Regions from separate parts of the Homo sapiens genome. Here region 2 is linked to region 1. A link is an interaction called in ENCODE POLR2A ChIA-PET data of the cell type or tissue named here. Cell type or tissue: PC-9. All regions are shown on one strand. Each heading gives the region's core, and the rest is flanking DNA. Links, peaks and the distances in the headings are about the cores only.

The links. Peaks named below come from ENCODE experiments on the same cell type or tissue, not always from the same donor. Only the 100,000 strongest peaks of a DNase experiment are listed, where the experiment ranks them.
Region 2: POLR2A ChIA-PET joins it to region 1 with 23 read pairs; 1 of 35 experiments calls an interaction of 5 or more read pairs at or near these places.

Annotation. Positions count from the first base shown.
Region 1 is chr6:44,032,392-44,037,761 of GRCh38, reverse strand. All of the region lies in intron 1 of SCIRT (stem cell inhibitory RNA transcript), which reads left to right. Among named protein-coding and RNA genes, the nearest start is that of LINC03040, 34 kb to the right of the region's middle. In PC-9, for the core only: a CTCF peak has its summit at 3,569; DNase peaks (open chromatin) are centred at 1,361, 1,861, 2,561 and 3,061; H3K4me3 peaks cover 2,838 bases; H3K27ac peaks cover 5,000 bases.
Region 2 is chr6:43,889,760-43,895,129 of GRCh38, reverse strand. LINC01512 (long intergenic non-protein coding RNA 1512) reads right to left here and starts at 4,102. Exons shown (of 2, transcript NR_024478.1): 1 at 3,665-4,102. The region is part of intron 2 of LOC105375070 (a long non-coding RNA gene); the gene reads right to left. RefSeq lists an enhancer at 4,682-5,370. In PC-9, for the core only: no CTCF peak of the experiment used is centred there; a DNase peak (open chromatin) is centred at 2,769; H3K27ac peaks cover 523 bases.

The sequences.
Region 1 (5,370 bases), core at 106-5,105:
AGGGCCCGTATCCTCCAACACAGTGCTTTTCAAGCTACCTGAAAGAACGACTAGTTTTTTTTTTTTTTAAATCCCAATCTGTCGGCCGGGCGCAGTGGCTCATGCCTGTAATCCCAGCAATTTGGGAGGCTGAGTCAGGCAGATCACTTGAGGCCAGGAGTTCGAGACCAGCCTGGCCAATGTGGTGAAACCCCATCTTTACTAAAAAATACAAAAATTATCTGGGTGTTGTGGCACACACCTGTAATCCCAGCTATTCGGGACGCTGAGACATGAGACTTGCTTGAACACAGGAGGTGGAGGTTGCAGTGAGCCGAGATTGCGCCACTGCACCCCAGCCTGGGCGACAGAGCGAGACTCTGTCTCACAGAAAATTCCATATTGTATAATGCAAAGAAATGATTAGAAAGATAAAATAAGACAAAGTACAGTTTTTTTTTTTTTTTTTAGACAGAGTTTTGCTTTGTTGTCCAGGCTGGAGTGCAGTGGCACGATCTCCGCTCCCTGCAACCTCCGCCTCCCGAGCTCAAGCAATTCTTGTGCCTCAGCCTCCTGAGTGGCTGAGATTACAGGCACCTGTGACCATGCCTGGCTGATTTTTTTGTATTTTAGTAGAGACGAAGTTTTACCATGTTGGCCAGGCTGGTCTTGAACTCCTGAGCTCAGGCAGTCTGCCCGCCTCAGCCTCCCAAAGTGCTAGGATTTCAGGCTTGAGCCACTGCGCCCGGCCCAAACTCCGATTTTGTATTGTGGGATTCAAGAGAAAAAATTGCTATAAAGAGTCTAAATGCCTGTGCTTGGTCTCCGCACGGACTTTGTCCCTGGCTGGTCACAACCCTAACAGTAGGTTGTGACCAGCATTTGAAAAACATGAAGTAGAATAGAATAGAAAACAGAGTGCTTTACATGTTGTAGGGGGAAGTGTAGTTTTGCGCAATGTTCATTTCAAGTTTCTGCACACCCATGTGTGTTGGCATTGGGTTGGGGGTGAAATGCATTACCGTGGGTTGTAGTTGGGTGCCCTCCCATGGTGCCGTAGGGGCTGGATCTCCTCTCTGGCTCTCCTGTCCCCATCCTAGCTCCGTTGCCCTCCATCTAGAGTCTGTTTCTTCATCTCCTCCTCTCCCATCTCTGTCCCTCTCCTGGTTCCACAGCAATGGTCCTGCTCAGTAAACCTTGGCCCTTCCACTTTCCTGATTGTTTTTTCTAGACAGTCTTCCTCCTCCCTTACCTTTAACAGAAGCTGTCTTCCTCCTGGATCCTATGTAATCAGGCCCCAACCACTATGCTTAGCCCAGGGCAGCCCTGAGACACAGAAGAGGGAGTCCCTGCCCTTGAGAAGGGAGTGGCAGTGCTGGGGAGTCAGAGCTGTACTGGGGAGTCAGGGAATGGAATGTATAATGCAAAGAAATATGTGACAGGAACTGAACCAGGAGCCTGGCCAAAGGCTCCTCCTTCCAAGCTGGTGAGGAGAAGACCTGGTGCTCGATGGAGGTCCACAGTTGGTGGACCACGCAACCCTATCCAGGGCTCCCACTTGGCTGGTGCCTCCTCTTTTGAGGTTCTGCTGATGCCCAGCTCCCACTCTATGGACATACTAACATTTGTTTCATCGATTCTCTATAAATAAACCTCTGGGTTGCTTCCACTCTTTTTGGAATCATGAATAAACAATGCTGTAATGAACATCTCTGTATCTCTCCCTCACCACACCTGAGCTACTGATTCCCAGAGGTACCCTCACTCCAGCTCTTGTTTCTTACATCTTTATACACACACAATCCAAATTCCTCCTGCTTCTCTCAGCATCCAGCTGGCCTGGTCTCATGTCATGAGGCTAAACATGAGCCAGAGGTTTGGAAATGTGGTCTCCTTCCTCAGGCCGTGCACCCTCCTTGCTCACAACTACTCATTTGGTTTCTTCATCCATACTTGCCAAATATCTAGCTGTATCCTCAGGGCTCTTTGACTGCAAGTAACAGAAACCCTGATTCAAAATGGTTTAGACAATACAGGAAGTTTTCATTTCCTGAGAAAAGTCCCTAGGGACCGTGGGTCTAGGGAGGGTAATTGAGTGGATCTATCACATAATCAAGGATCCAGGTTCTGTCTGTTTTTCTGCCCTGCTATCCTCAGCGTGTTGATTTGCTTCTCAGGTGCTATAGCGCCCTTCATGGTTGTAAGGTGGCTGCTCAAAGTCCAGACATCGCATCCAGACATAATATGCCTGGAGGTTGAAGAGGGGCCATATCTTTCTCAAGGTCTGTTTTTCAAATAAGGAGAACTTTTCCCTGGAGTGCCCCTAGAAAACTTACTCTTGAGTTCTCATCAGCCAACATTAGGCCACATACCCATTCCTTTAGAGAGAATGAGGCTTCGCTAACTGGTTGGTGAGGCACAGGGCCTTACTGTGGAGGAGGCGGAGAGGGTTGGGTTTTAAAGGAGGAAAGGGGTGTGGGGACAGAGGCTGAGTAGACAACCAACCATGAGTACCAAAGTGTCCCCAGTGGAGAGGACTCTGCTTCTGTGTTGCTCAACCAGCTGGCCCTGTGATCCTACTCTGGAGATTTACCTTGACTCTGATTCAGTTAGAAAATATTTGTTGAGAAGATGGAACTCCTGAGGAAGTTTGTTGTAATGCGAGAGAGTGAGAGCCAGGTTAGGGTACAGGACTGGGAGAGAAGGCAGAAGCTGCCGAAGATGCAGACAGGAGGTCTGAGCACTCCAGCCCTTCTCTCTGAGGGAAGGAGTTAGGAGGGACTCAGTGAGTCCCTGTTTGGGCTGGGTTGGACACAGGGGACTGACTGACTGAGGTAGCCTTTGAGGTAAGAGGTCTGGGTGGGAGGGCACCTATCCCAAGCCAAGGTCCCCTAACTTTTCTCCTGACCCTCAGGTGGGTCTTGTCCTTGCCCCCTGAGCCACAGAAGGACAGGAAGAAGAGAAGGAGGGCTGTGAGTCAAGAGCCTACCTGGGGGGAAAGAAAAACACAGGAAGTGACTCAAGGCCTGTAGGGTGGCCAGGTGGCCAGCAATGCCCCAGGATGGACCCTGAGGGAGTTGGCTGAGGGCAAGGGTCCCCTCCCCAGAGGCTGCCGGTGCATGCCATCCTGGCTATTTCTGCCAACCGTGTTTCCCACAAATCCTTCCCCTCCTCACCACAGCAGGCTGCCCACTCACCCACAAACCCCGTGGCCAGCTGTTGCAATTCCTGGCTCTGGTCCACCCCCTGCATCCGGGAGGCTCAGCACCTCTGACCCCAGAGGGTGGGTCAACCCCTTCCCCTGCCTCTCTCCCTGGCCTTCACACCCTGAAGGAAGAGATTCCAGAGCCACCAGAGGGTGGGGGTCTTCTGAGTCAATCAGTGGCCCCTGTGTGCATGCACGGCAAGGTGGAGGATCTGGGCCCAGGCAGAGTGACAGGATGTGAAGGTAGAGGGAGCCCCAGGAACCGCTGGATCCTTTCTGTGTGCACTGTCAGAGGGGCCTTTGTCCTGCCCACTGGAGGCCAGGACCCCAGTGAGTATTAAAGTGATATTTTGCCTGCCTTTACCACTGTTTTTATGTATTAAGCTTCCTTAGGGACCTCCAAAGAGAAGTGGATGGGCCCAGGCATGATTAAAACATATTATTTTAAAAATATGTTACACATAAGGTTAACAATTTGTTTTTTCACTTATGTTAGACTTCCTTCCATGATGGTATATACATAAAGCTTCCTTATTCTTTTTTATTTTTATTTATTTATTAAATAGAGACAGGGTCTTCTTATATTGCCCAGGCTGACCTGAAACTCCTGGTCTCAAGTGGTTGATCCTTCTGCCTTGGCCTCCCAAAGTGCTGGGATTTAAGGCATGAGCCACCATGCCCAGCCCCTTATTCTTTTCAATAGCAGCAGAGTAGTTTGCTCTGTGGATGTGCTATTATTTACCTAACCACCTCCCTATAAATGAAGCTGTGATTTGTTTCCCTTTTTAAAAATTATAAACAATGCTGCCATGAACAGCTTTGTACATATATCTTTGGGCAGTTGCATAATATCCTAGAAGTTAAACTGCTGGGTCAAAGAATATGAACATTTATTTATTTATTTATTTATTTTTATTTTTTCTGGGATGGAGTCTTGCTCTGTCATCCAGGCTGGAGTGCAGTGGCGTGATCTCGGCTCACTGCAACCTCTGCCTCCCGGGTTCAAGCGATTCTCCTACCTCAACATCCCGAGTAGCTGGGATTACAAATGCCCACCACCACGTCCAGCTAATTTTTGTATTTTTCGTAGAGATGGGTTTCACCATGTTAGCCAGGTTGGTCTGAAACTCCTGACTTCATGATCCGCCCGCCTTGGCCTCTCAAAGTGCTAGTATTACAGACATGAGCCACCGCACCTGGCCAGAACATTTAAAATTTAAGAGATAACGCCAGGCCGGGCACAGTGGCTCACGATTATAATCCCAGCACTTTGGGAGGCTGAGGCGGGCGGATCATCTGAGGTCAGGAGTTCAAGACCAGCCTGGCTAACATGGTGAAACCCCATCGCTACTAAAACTACAAAAAAATTAGCCGGGCGTGGTGGGAGGCACCTGTAATCCCAGCTACTCTGGAGGCTGAGGCAGGAGAATTGCTTGAACCCAGGAGGCAGAGGTTGCAGTGAGCCGAGATCGTGCCACTGCACTCCAGCCTGGACGACAAGTGTGAGACTCTATCTCAAAAAATAAACTAAACTAAAATAAAATATAATACATAACGCCTAATTGCGGCAGAGTGTACTAATTTTCATTTCATTAGCATTGCATGAGATTGCCTGTGTTGCCACGTCTTCCACAACGCTGTATAGTATCACCTTCTTCATCTTCGTCAATCTGATAAATGAAAAATTAGATCTTGTTTTAATTTGCATTTAAAATGATTAGTGAGATTGAACATTGTTTATATTTTCATTAGCCAGTTGTGTTTTTTGTGAATGACCTGTTTGTATTCTTTGCCTATATTTTGCCATTGGATTGTTTAATCTTTTTCTTACTGTTTTAAAAAATGTCTTATTTTAAATTAGGAAAATTAGCACTTTGTCATACATCTTGCAGGTACTTTTCTCTTATTTTGTCCTTTGATTTTGTTTATGGAGCTTTTTCCTTGAATGTCTGCGTAGGTACATTTGTTAATCTTCTTTGTTATGACTTCTGTTTTGTTCTATGACTAGGAAAATCGCTATCCCAGGTTCACGAAAACATTTACACATATTTTCTTCTGGCACTTTTATGACTATTTTTAAAATGTTTTCCTTTCTTTAAATCTTTGATCCTGTTGGAATTTATGTCCATATTAGGAGTGATGTAGCGAATCCAGATTTATTTATTTTTGATCCAAATATCTGACTA
Region 2 (5,370 bases), core at 283-5,282, 140 kb after region 1:
AGGTCAGGAGATCAAGACCATCCTGGCTAACATGGTGAAACCCCATCTCTACTAAAAATACAAAAAAATTAGCCGGGCGTGGTGGCGGGCGCCTGTAGTCCCAGCTACTCAGGAGGCTGAGGCAGGAGAATGGCGTGAACCCAGGAGGCGGAGCTTGCAGTGAGCTGAGATCTCGCCACTGCACTCCAGCCTGGGTGACAGAGCAAGACTCTGTCTCAAAAAAAAAAAAAAAAAAGAAGTAGGTGGCCAAAGTAGGCTCCTCCTCACCCACACCCCTCCTTCTAGCCCCACTCTTCCCTGGCCTGACCCCTCTCCCTCCTCTCACTCACAGGAGGGAAGAAGGTCCAAGCGGTAGCTTCAGCACATCAGCAGGGGGCGGGATGGGGAGCACTGGACTGGAGATGTGCATTCGACTCTTAGCCCTATCATTTGTCAGCTGTGGGGTTTGGGGCAGGTCACTTTCCACCCTGAACTGCAATTTCTACATCCGTGAAATGAAGGAGCTGGACAAGACCAGCTCCAGTGACTTTTTGAATCAATGAGCTATATCCTCCAACCCAGGCTGGAGGCCAGACTTGCCAGCTTTTCTCACCTTTACCATATCAGTCCCACCATCCTCCCGGGAACCTGCCAGAAGCTGTGAATTCTGCTACCCAAGTACATAGTCCACCTCAAGGATTATCTGTGGCTGACACTGCCTCTCAGTCAAGCTTCCCTCAGCTCCAGGCATGCATCTGAGCACCCTCCATCGGTTGGGGTACAACCTTAAGGCATGCATACTAATTTTAACACTAGCTGAAGCCAATCTAATTAGGGAGGTAACTATGCGGGCAAAAATAAATCCTATAAGTGTAGTTTAAGGCAAAATACATAAGACTTGAAGCCCATTGCCTGCTAGAAGCCTGGTGCTCCCTGCCACTCCTGCAGAGCATAAACAGTTATCCTGACAAGAAAGAACCTGAATGCACCCACTACTCCAGAGACTATTCCAATTTTATGTGCCTTCCCTGTGGCCCAATTCTGTTCCCCTCCTGGACATAGTGTATACACCTGCCCATAGCATATATGGATGTCATGTATGGCCTTGGACCAGTGATTTCAGTTCACAGGCCTCATCTCCTGATTCAGCTGGAAGCCCTGTCTCCTCCCCAGCTCACAACCCATATAGGAGGGCAAAAAGTTAATCTCAGGTGAGAAATCACAATTCCTGGAACTGAGAGAGAAGCTGAGCCTATGGGACTGGATTGGCAAACAAGCCACTTCCCCCTGGGCCCAGCATTCTGGTTCTTCTGGGACACGTATGTGAATGTGTGTGTCTGGAGCCCACATGTGCCACAGAAGAGTCCCATGACTCCTCTGTGTTCTCGGTGTGGGGACCCAAACCCTCGGAGGTCTGTGATGATAGTAAGGACAGCCCTTGAACTCTTTCCCATATTTCAAACATTTACCCGGAAAACCTACCTGTTCCCTCATTTAGTTGCAGCCTCTAACTCAAATGTCAAACCTCTGGCCTTAGCTGGTATTTTCTCAGTGCAATACACTGGAAACACTGATTATCTCAGGAACAGTCATCCCTCATTAATAAAATGGGGAAATAGATCAGTGCTTAATAAACGTGGGGTATTTGGTAGACAAAACACAGAACTCAGGCAAGGACACTAATCCTGGAAGTCCTGGGGCTGAGTGGGGTGGAAGCCCCAGACCAAGGACTCTGGAGGATTCTGACTCAGAACTCAGTCTTGGAAGCTGAGGTGCCTGAACAGAGGTCCGCACCTTGCCGTCAGTCTGGAGACCACATGAGACACTCTTTGTTGTCTAAAACAAAGGCGACGCTGGGCCTGGGTGGCCTATGGGGAGCTCCCATGGAACCAGCTGCTGTCCTTGCCTTTTGCTGCTCTCCATTCCTGGAAGCCAAAGGCAGAGCCATGCACTCAGCCCGGTATGAAAATCAGGGAGAGAAATAGATAGCAGTGTCCTGATCCAGCCCCTCTCTCTGCCTCACGTCACCTGCGAGCAGGACCAATCGCCTGTCCCCTGGTCAGGGCCATGAGGGTACATCTGGAATTCCTATAGCATGAGTTCTAACCCAGAAAATTGACTGGAAGCCCCCACGCCCACCCCAGCATAGCCCTGGATCTTCTGAACGTTCTCTGAGAGCCAGCTGTCCCCCAGATATGCGTCTACCACGTGGAGGCTGGGAGGGTAGTCCAGTCACTACGGTTTGGAAGAAAAAGTCTAGAATCTTAGGCTTTAATCTGGACCTGGTCTCTAATAACCTGTGTTTCTGTTACGCTCTGCCTCAATTTCCCCATCTGTAAAATGAAAATGACAGACTGACTCCTGGGCTTCTTACCAGTCTCACTTGCTAACTGATCTTGGACAAGTTACTTGACCTCTTTGAAACTCAAGTTTCTTTGACTATAAAATGGGGATGTGAATCTATGCCCTGCCTTCCTCACTGGGCAGGGTGAGGAGCAAATGCTAGGGTGTCTGCTAAAGTGGTTTGAAATCAGCGGCTCCTCATGACTACAGGAGAGTATTATTATGATCAAGGACATCTGGTTCACCCCACCTGGGCCAGGCCCTGGGGCCAAAAGAGAAAACAAAGATGTGATCTTTCCCTTAGCCACCTTCTGGTCTGCTGGGGCCATGGAAATGACCAGCACCCCATTCCGACAAGGCGGGAGAGCTGAACCCATAGGAGCCGAAAAGATTCAGTAATGGGAGAGAAACCTGACTACTGTAGGAGGCTTCCTGGAGGGATGAATCAACACAGGGAAATGAGGCTTTTTTTCTTTTCTTCTTTTTTTTTTTTTTTTTGAGACAAGAGTTTCACAATTGTCACCCAGGCTGGAGTGCAATGGCACGATCTCGGCTTACTGCAACCTCCACCTCCCATGTTCAAGTGATTCTCCTGCCTCAGCCTCCCGAGTAGCTGGAATTACAGGCGCCTGCCACCACGCCCGGCTAATTTTTTTGTATTTTTAGTAGAGACAGGGTTTCACTATGTTGGCCAGGCTGGTCTCGAACTCCTGACCTCGTGGTCTGCCCGCCTCAGCCTCCCAGTGTTGGGATTACAGGCGTGAGCCACCGCGCCTAGCCCAGAAGGCTTTTTAAAGCAAGCCCCATGGGGTCACTTAGAGAGGGCACCAGCTGCTCCTGACCCACACCAAACCCCCTGTCTCTTTACAGGGCTTTTTCATTAGAACACGTCCTCTCATTTGATATTGAAGATAGCCCAGTTAGTCATTTAGTCGGCAGAGGAGTCCCCCAGCCAAGAAGGCGCAGCAGTGGGTTCCGGACAGGGGCTTTTCCCTGAAATGCAGGTTCAAGAGGCCAGGCGCGGCCCCTCTCAGCACCCCCTCCGCCATGCCTGCCACCCTCCCCTTTTCTCTCCTCGCCCCTCCCCTGCTCCTCTACCTGGAGGAAACACAAATGCAGATGGCTCTTTTGATGTCTCTGGGGATCAAAGGTTTGGCTTTGGAAGAAAGATGTGCTGCTTGAAAGCCACCCAGAGCCTGGTCTGCACAAAAGCCCTTTCCCGTGAGCCCCTCCCGCCCGGCCCTGGGCGCCCGCACCTGACTGGCCTCCTGCCGCCCCCCCCACCCCAGCCTCCCCCCACCATGCGCACACAGCACACAGCAGGGCCGGCGCTCACGCTCACCTGAAGCACGTTCCTCCTCTCTTTTGTTGGATGATTTGTCTGTGAAACATGTTGTCCCCGCTGGGCCAGGCACTGCTATGTCTCAGAACAATGAGAGAGAGAGAAAGACGAAGAAAGAGAGAAAATGACAGAGGCAGCGCGTGAGATGGAGAAACGCTGGAAGAAAGAGAAACAGGTGGACAGAGGGAGAGAGGATGAGCAGACAGGGGACACTCACAGGCGCACAGAGGAGACGCAGGAGGAAAACCCAGCCTTAAGAGGAGCAGAGAAGCAGAAAAGGGAACAGGCAAAGACAAGACGGTGAAGAGGAGATGGATGAGGCATCAAAGGGATGGAGATGTTAAAAGATAGGCCAGAAATGAAGAGGGAAGAATGAGATGGGAAAAGAGGGAAACAGCTGTAGAGACTAGAAAGGAAGGCTTCCTGAGCTAGGTGCACGCAGGGAAGCTGAGCCTCTAGTCGGGGGCGGGCAGGGGGTGGTTCCTGCCATGGCTCTGGGTACCCCTACCCTGCCACTGACAGAGTCCCGGGGGTGGGACCCAGACTCCCCACAGCCCACTCCCTCACTGCTAGCTCCCCCCACCACGAGGTTCTCTCCTCCCGCTCTGAGACCCCACGCCTCCCAACCCAGATGAGACTGCCAGGTGGCCTCCAGACAACGTGGCTGGACAGGGAGGGCCTGGAGTTAGCAGACCTGGAGGAGGGAAGGATCCATGGCAGCTTGGTCAGGAATCCCTGTGTCTCTCTCCACAGAGGAGTGAAGTCTGTGCCCTTCCCCTCCATTAGCCCTGAAAACCCTCCGGGCTGGAAACCAGGGGAATGGGGGCAGGGCAGGAAGGCCCGTTCCTTCCATGCAAGCTCTCTAAGGCACCTTCCTGCTACTGTGTCCTGAGACATCACAACCAATTTCTTCCACCGACCCCCACCTACCTCTTGCCTGGCCCTTCACTGTCTCTAGGGTGGAAAGACCTAGACTTCCTGAAGCCGGGGCCCCTGTGTCCTCTGTCTCCACCCTCTCACCGACTGGCTAGGTGGCCTTCAGCCCATCATTTCTTCCCTCTGAGCCTCGATTTCCTTATCTGTGAAATGGGAAATAAGCACAGTGCCTGCCCCAGAGGCTGGTGTGAGGGTTCAATAAGATTAAGGTGGCCATGTGCCTAACACAGCGCCTGATATGGGCAAAGGAGCAGCTGAGGAGGTCCCCGTCCCAGCCATGGCCATGGCCATATCCACAGCAGTGGTAGTGTCAATGGCTGGCGTGGGATGAGAATTCTGGCCTTGCCCAACTCACGGGGACAGTATGAGGCTTATAAAAGCTAAAGGATGGTAATCCCAGCACTTTGGGAGCCTGAGGCGGGTGGATCGCCTGAGGTCAGGAGTTCGAGACCAGCCTGGCCAACATGGTGAAAACCCGTCTCTACTAAAAATACAAAAAATTACCCGGGCATGGTGGTGCACGCCTGTAATCCTAGCTACTCAGGAGGCTGAGGCAGGAGAATCGCTTGAACCCAGGGGGCAGAGGTTGCAGCGAGCCTCCTGAGATCACTCCACTGCACTCCAGCCTGGACGACAGAGTGAGACTCTGTCTCAAAACAAAACAAAACAAAACAACAACAAAGCTAAAGGATGGGAAAGGCATCCCCGCCAGCAATGCTGAGGCTCAATGCGGACTCCTGCAGCCAGGCCCAGCTGGAGCCCTAGCCATC